Linked DNA regions of Homo sapiens: all the other regions are linked to region 3. A link is a loop called in an ENCODE intact Hi-C map of the cell type or tissue named here. Cell type or tissue: PC-3. All regions are shown on one strand. Region 1 overlaps HDAC9 (histone deacetylase 9). Region 2 overlaps LOC124901597 (a long non-coding RNA gene). Region 3 has its middle 55 kb from the start of TWIST1.

What was found. A loop is a pair of places that touch in the nucleus more often than their neighbours do. Peaks named below come from ENCODE experiments on the same cell type or tissue, not always from the same donor. Only the 100,000 strongest peaks of a DNase experiment are listed, where the experiment ranks them.
Region 1: it touches region 3 in a loop (3-fold over the local background); 11 of 110 quality-filtered maps call a loop at or near these places.
Region 2: it touches region 3 in a loop (3-fold over the local background); 4 of 110 quality-filtered maps call a loop at or near these places.

The regions. Positions count from the first base shown.
Region 1 is chr7:18,692,632-18,695,131 of GRCh38, reverse strand. The region is part of intron 12 of HDAC9 (histone deacetylase 9); the gene reads right to left. Among named protein-coding and RNA genes, the nearest start is that of HDAC9, 200 kb to the right of the region's middle. In PC-3, a CTCF peak has its summit at 1,557 (motif pointing left); a DNase peak (open chromatin) is centred at 1,511.
Region 2 is chr7:19,111,008-19,113,507 of GRCh38, reverse strand. It overlaps LOC124901597 (a long non-coding RNA gene), which reads right to left. Exons shown (of 3, transcript XR_007060241.1): 2 at 841-1,956; 3 at 263-753. It also overlaps a transcript of TWIST1 not described here. Among named protein-coding and RNA genes, the nearest start is that of TWIST1, 5.4 kb to the left of the region's middle. In PC-3, no CTCF peak of the experiment used is centred here; no DNase peak of the experiment used is centred here.
Region 3 is chr7:19,061,049-19,063,548 of GRCh38, reverse strand. No RefSeq gene overlaps it. Among named protein-coding and RNA genes, the nearest start is that of TWIST1, 55 kb to the left of the region's middle. In PC-3, no CTCF peak of the experiment used is centred here; no DNase peak of the experiment used is centred here; H3K27ac peaks cover 396 bases.

The DNA of each region.
Region 1 (2,500 bases), 370 kb after region 3:
TCATCTTGATCCAGTCCCAAGATGTCCTAAAGTGTGTAACTTTAATTGTTTAGAATAATGTTAAGTGTCACTTATGTCCTTACTAATTCCATGCAGCAACCTTCAGACTAAATACAATTTGACTTCCTTAGATAAAGCATGAGGAAAATTTAGGGTTTTAATGAAACAAAATAAAAAATGTCACTCCCACTCCTATGTAAATTAGAGAAAATGAGGAGTAGGAGGGAGGAAATATCCAACACATTTTCTTTTATTAATACTTTTCAATAGTACAGAAATTCTCCCAAGGATATTGTCCCTTTGAAGAAAAAGTTCCATTTGCATAAACTGGAGGGGCCTCTTTAATGTAGTTTTCATTATCTTGACTCCAAAGTGACTGATGTCAAGACCAAGGGAGTCAATCAGGGCAGATACACTCCAGGACACCACAGAGAAATAAATCAGCCCATCCTCTCCACCCAGAAGAGTCCTGCTCCACGAAAGGGATTTGCGAGTCTCTTTTCTGAAGCAGGCAGCCAAGTTCCATTATTATAAGGACTGACTCCCATCTCTTAGAAGTCTCTCATTCTTTGAGATAATTGGGGTGCCCTGCGTCAGTTATCTAATAGGCTAATGAACTTTGGAGATAAACCAGTTCTTGACCATTTCTTGCCCTCTGAACACTCCCGAGACACCAACCCCATTTAGCCATTTATCTCATTACGTTAAGAAGAGAAAATTAACCCTAAAGAAAATGAGATAGCTCCTTGACTGTTGGCTGAATGTGGTATGGGTCATCTTGTGAGGAGAGAGGGACAAAGGAAGGAGAAGAAATCAACACATTCATTAGATCCTTTGTGACAATTAACCCTTTGCCTCTCTCAACCATTTTTTCCCATCTACAATTGCATACAAAAACTATGGAGTTTCTGTCTACTGGTCTTTTCTTTTTTCAGCCTCAGTTATTCCATTTATTGCATGATGAGGCAGGTCTACTGGGTCATCATAGGTGTGGGTGAATTAAAAACGTCATCATTTGGTCTTTATTTCACAAGCTTGACTTAGTGCTGTTTTCACTTGCAAAATACAAATGTGAAAACTATAATTTATTACTGTACTAGCAATTCAAGATGTTTTGCTTGGATCCTGTGTGTACAATCGGTTACCAACATTCCAGCCTGTTTTGCTTTAGTTGGCTACTAGTTTACTACCCTCAATTTCATTCTCTAAATCTGTGTTTAAAAACAATTTAACTACACTTTGATTCTGTTTGGAAAAGCAGTTATGAGCTCCCCTCACTAATGCACAGCAACATATTAAATGTGGTTTGTAAAATGTCATTTTAAGGCAGATGACAAGCTTCAAATGATTTATTTAGCAATTCTTTAATTTCACACATACTATTTTATCCTAATAGATATCAGAGGCTGGGTCACTTCCGGAGTACATAAAGAGGTTATTTCGACTAAGACACTTGAGTGGCCTTGAAATCCCAGTCTACTTGAAGTTGTGAAACTTGTAGCTGGAACAATCAGCCTTCCTGCTCTATGAGCAACCCCTACTGGACAATTGCTCAATTTGTGCTGCTGCACCACCAGAAGCATCTGTTCTCTCCTCGTCTCTCTCCTCCCTATTTGAAAATTTTTTTCGTTAAAAGTAAATTGTGTAACTTCTTTGCTCATATTGAATATTTAGTTAAACAAACACACCAAATATGTCCTCTAAAAATATTTTGACCTTCTTAAAATAGGAAGAGTACTGTGTTTTCTCAATCTATTCTCCCATTCAAGGACATTTTCTGTATCTAATAATTAAAGAATTCCTTTAGCTTTATAAATGTACTCTGAATTTCAATAACTATTACAAAAACATTGCAATAGGCTAAATAGAAATAATGCTATTTTTGTTTGGTTTGGTTATCTCTCCTTTTAACAATTAGGTGTCAAATATAACCTTATCTCAGTGTATTGTTTTCTGTGAGTCCCAGGACTTTAATAATATCTAAGTTGATCTAGTTTTTATTCTCAGCTACTATTTAAATTTTTTTCTTTTTAAAGTTTTATTTTATTTTTAATTAATACAAAATAATTGTCTATATTTATGGGGCACAATTAGTTTTTATGTTATTTAAATTTATCACAATAAAAAATTAAAAAGCCAAAAAATAGCTTAGTCTTTAAAACAGTATAGTATACATAACAACACAAAAAATGTATTTATCATCGGCTACTGAATATGACAATTTTCTTTTACTACAAACATCTGACTGAAATGTAAGATTTTTCTTTCCACAAAAAAATAACAGGACAAAACAAATCATTATTTACCAGTGCCCAAAAAATGCACTTACTTTTTACCATAAAATATACATGGTCACTTTTATAAATGGCTGGCGAAAGACATTAGATTGTCAGAGCCCTGTTTATATACAAGACTAGCAAACAAGTAAACTTAGCCACATGATGTGAGAAAGTATTATATACTAACTAGATCTCCATTAGTTTGCGTGGCCCACAAAATC
Region 2 (2,500 bases), 50 kb before region 3:
AATGAAGCCACCTGTTTCTTTTCCTCCACCATTATATCTTCTTTTGATTTTATGTTATTTCATTTTATTTTTGCTACCTACCCTTATTTAAAGAACACATAGAATGAATTACCTCTTGTTTTCGGAAATAAGAAGCTAAGGCTTTCCAATTAATGTGTTGGTTCACTTGGGATCTTTTTCCTTCAGAATGCATTTGCTAGGGGAAAGTATTGTATTAAATTGTCTTGGGTAAATTGTAGAAAATTTAATGTTTCCTTTACTGTGCTATTGATTACTTTTATTTATAAGTTGGTCAGATTGATAGCCTTTAGTTATAAGAAAGCAGTAATTTTTTTACCCATATGCACATTTCCCCTTTTGTTCACAGAAGCACATGTCCAGATGATAATTCACGCACAGTTACAGGTTCCCCTCCCCAAAGTGGAACGTATTATTAATAAAATAATGTTAAGGAGCAGAAACTTGCACGATGTGTGTAAATTTTTTCCCACACTCAACAACGGCACAAGCTTCTTGACCCTTCGGTCTTAAGGTTCATATTCATAATGGAGCTTTTTAAGGGACATTTGGCCTCTTGCAAAAAAGTAGAGCATTTTGCACATTCCATGGTTTGGCAAAGTCAGAACTGGTTATTTTCTCTAGACCGGTATCAAGTTCTTCTCAGGCATATGATTTCACTTGAAGTCCTGCCCAGGAATCCTTCAAAGTGAGCGTTTGTCCCGCTCTCATGATGTCAGGCGGTTTTCCCTGCATCTGTAATTTGAAGAAAAATAAACAAACCTGCGGGGAACAAACGCCACGGAAACCCAAACAGAACTCCGTGGGGAGCGAGGGTCTCACCTGCGGCAGGCGCGGGAGAGGGGCACGGGCACGGTCTCCCCTGCGTGGGTGGCGGGCCCGGCTCGCGCGGTGGGGAGAATGACGATGTCCGTATCTCCTTCGGTTTGCGTGGAAGGCCCCCAGCCCCGCGTCTGGCCGCTGCTAGGAGGCGGCGGTGCCAAGTGTCAGCGGTAGCAAGGGGAGCAATAGCAACAGATTCAGGCAAAGGCCCAACCTCGAATTTCCGGAGACAGGCCCACATTAGCGACAGACAGGGGTCGGGCGGGGATCCCCGGGGGCCACTTTTGCAGAATTTTCCGCTTATATGTCGTAAAGAGTGCGCCGCCCCCAGCACCAGTGAAAGTGGAAGGAAAGTGCACTGGCAAAGTGGAAGGAGAAATCGGTTTCTTCATATTTTCTCAAAGCCGGCAATCCCACTATTTCTCAGAAACCTTCCAACTCTTTGAGAGCCCACGAATGTGCAAATAGGAGGATTATTAACTATCTTTATTTACTGGACAGCAAAGGATAGACCCAGTTTAAATTAAAAAAAAAAAAAAAACGACATGGGATACATTTTCCATTTTCCCCTCGCTTTTGTCTCAAGGCCTAAGGACGTGAGCCCACTTAATGTTCTTAGCAAATCAAAGCACGTGTCCTTTGAAGAAGGTGTGTAATTGGAGTTTAAGGCATGTATGGAATTCCCAGATGTCTATAAAGTAAGAAGGAGCATGTGGCAGGTCACTGGAAGGTGGAGCAGGTTAAAATCACTGGCACAGAGGAGCCCCCTTTAGATTCTCCTTCTTTGTAAGGACCAACGAGATAAGCCTTCTGAAAGGTTGGGATGGGATCATGATGAATATTCAGCTTCTGGAATCAGAGTCATAGTAACCATGGTAAAAAGCACATGGTCAGAAAACCTCAAAGAAAACACTCAATTATAGCCGGGATTTTGTGGGCGCCCTGCAACGAGATCGTTTGGGGTTTGCTGCAGGGAGAGCCTGCAACAGCCTCCTTTCTTGTTTACGTGGACTCTTTTCTTTTCCTTCTATTTTTTTTTTCTCTCACCCGCTCTCAAGTTTGTGGATGTGTCCTCCTCCTTCGTGCGATTTAGGCTGAAGTCAGAGGAACAAAATTCTAGATTAGGAAAAGAAAAAACAACTCTAAAAGCATTCATTCCAGAAGGCAGCCTTCTTGGGGGAGGGGAGATTTCCAGCAAGTGAAATTAAGTTTCTGTAAAACATGAAGTTTGCGTATCTACCAGAGAGGGAAATCTCACGAAATGACTACCACCAAAATCAGCTGCTCTTTTATTTCACTTTATTGAGGAATATATAGATGTATAAGGGACTATCGAACCTAAGTGTGAGTTTGTATGGAGTAGTCGGCAGTTTTCCTTTTGGTTTGGTTTTGGTCTGAAGACAGAATCGAAATATGACTTTTTTTCTGGGGTTCAAAATGCTACCCTCATTTACCTGCACAGTCAGGCCTGAAGTGGGAGACTAAGGATCGGGAGTCTCTCAAAGAACCTGGCCACGGCAAAGGTTGGCACTGGGAGGGGGTGATATTGTGGGAAGCTGGAACTGGGGCCAGCGACATGGGGGTGGGAGGTGGGAGGACTGGAACAAAGTGCACCCCCACAGAGGCCACCACTGAGGCAGGCGGGAGAGAGAAAGGGATG
Region 3 (2,500 bases):
ATAGAGAATAGCAGGATGGTTACCAGCAGTTGGGAAGGGTAGTTGAGGAGGTGGAAGGAGGTGGGGATGGTTAGTTAGCACACAAAACAATAGAAAGAATGAATAAGACCTGGTATTTGATAGCATAACAGGGGGACTATAGTCAATAATAATTTATTTGTATATTTTAAAATAACTAAAAGGGTATAATTTGGTTGTTTGTAACACAAAGTATAAATGTTCGAGGGGGTGGATACCCCATTATACATGATGTGATTATTACGCATTGCATACCTGTAGCAAAATATCTCATGTACCCCGTAAATATATACACCTATTGTGTACCTACAAAAATTAAAAATAAAAAAAATTAAGTATGTTCCATGAATGGACTGCCCATCTAAATTACTAATCTTTGATGAGAAGGAACTTGCTCTAGATGTAAACCAAATATGTTACTAAGGACACAGATGAATTCAGTAACAACTTTCTTGATGAAGGAAGCCATTTGTTGATTTACACTCTGGTGCAAGCTTCTAGTAGTGGATCAGCACTTTGAGTAACATTAGATTAGCTGTGTGTCCAAGGGAAAGAAACAGACTGGGATATCAATTAGCCAATTTCTACTATACCAAATGTGTAATTTAGATAGACCTATATTGTTAAGCAGGTGTATTGTGCACTGGTTACCAACTTGTCTCAGTTCAGTGAGAAAGAATACCCTCATACACAAGTTACATGAAGCAGATTTATTACTTATAGATAGGCAGCAAGGGATGACAGATGCCCAGGATTCATTGTGATGCAGTTGCCCAAGGCTCAGGAAAGCTGCCTGGGATACATGGAATCTCTACTGCATACGCCCCACTTGCACTACAGTTGAGGGACCTCGAAAAGCAGTCTGCCCTTAATTTTATATCTCAAGGGGTCACATGATTTCCTGGGCTAAAGCATTTGAGGGACAAGTATTCATCATTTAGAAGACATTTGAAAGTAGCCTGTTTCTCTATCTATTTAATAGTGGAATTAAGTGGGATGGTTACAAATAACTTATGTGGCAGTCACATTAGGGACCAGTAGAAGTCATGTGCTTGGTAGAAAGCCAAGTTTCTGCTGGGCAGGGCAGGGGAGACTGCAACAGAGCTTGGGCTATTCTAGCCAGTCCCTCCCTATCACAGAGTGTTGCATTCCCAGCACATTCTGCAGAACTTTAAAAGAAAAGGGTGGGGGATGGGGAATTGAATCAATCCAACGCCACCCAGAGAACTGTCCTGCATATGTGTGTGAGTGATGATTGTTTGGATTTTAAATATCTTTAAGGAGTTATCAATATTAAAATGTGAGTTACTTAGGCCGGGTGTGGTGGCTCATGCCTGTAATCCCAGCACTTTGGGAGGCCGAGCTGGGCAGATCACTTGAAGTAAGGAGTTTGAGACCAGCCTGGCCAACATGACGAAACCCTGTTTCTACTAAAAATACAAAAATTAGCTGGGCATGGAGGCATGTTCCTCCATACCATGCTCAGGAGACTGAGACATGAGAATTGCTTGGACTGGGAGGCGGAAGTTGCAGTGAGGTGAGATAAAGCCACTGCACTCCAGCCTGGGCAACAGAGCAAGACTCCATCTCAAAAAAACAAAAAAGAAACAAAAAAAGTAAGTTACTTAAAAAAAATTGCAAGAAATGAGTCTCTATAGTGTTCTTTTAAAATACGTGTATGAATATATTAATACATTGAGAATGAATAAATGATAATATAGGTTAACTGTAATCTACATGGTAAGTTTTGGGAATCAAATTGTACTGTCATTTTAAGATGTAAAAATTATATAGCATATACTCATGTAACCCAAATGAGTTTACTCAGTTAACTCATATTATATCTAAAGAAATGAGATTTTTGATAGTAAAAGGGGCTACAAAAGCATAACAGACTTGAAATTAGGAGTTTTGCATTCTAGACTTAGCTGTGTAGCTAACCATCTGTGTGTCATTGGATAAGGAGTGAGCATTGTTAGGAAAGTTTGACTAGATTAGGGGTGTCAAATTAGTCTTGCTTCTTGCATCATTGCAACACAACTACAGGGAGAAGGATTCTGAAGCAGAATTTAGGCCCTTTGGTCAAGAATACCATGAACAATAACAAATTTCTACTAAGGGTGAAAGATAAGAAAATAGCCACATAAGAAGTAAATATTTGCTATATTTCAACTCTCTTATTTATCAGGTTCTTTATGTCTCTAAAATAAGTGTTCCTTTGGAAGTTGTAGACATAACTATCATAAAGTATACAAAAGGAAGGGTGTGCAATAGGGTATGGATAATTAAACAGCAAAAACAAGAAAACACAGATGTTTAGAAAGTGACTTCATTTGTTTGAAGAAAACTTTCAAAACATAATTGTCCATGTTTATTGTTAGCACAAAGCACATTACAAATGTAAATGTCTTTTGGATTACTCACCATTTTGTATTATCCACGCCCTGTTTCTTTTTTTTAATGTGGAGAATCAAGAGTTTTC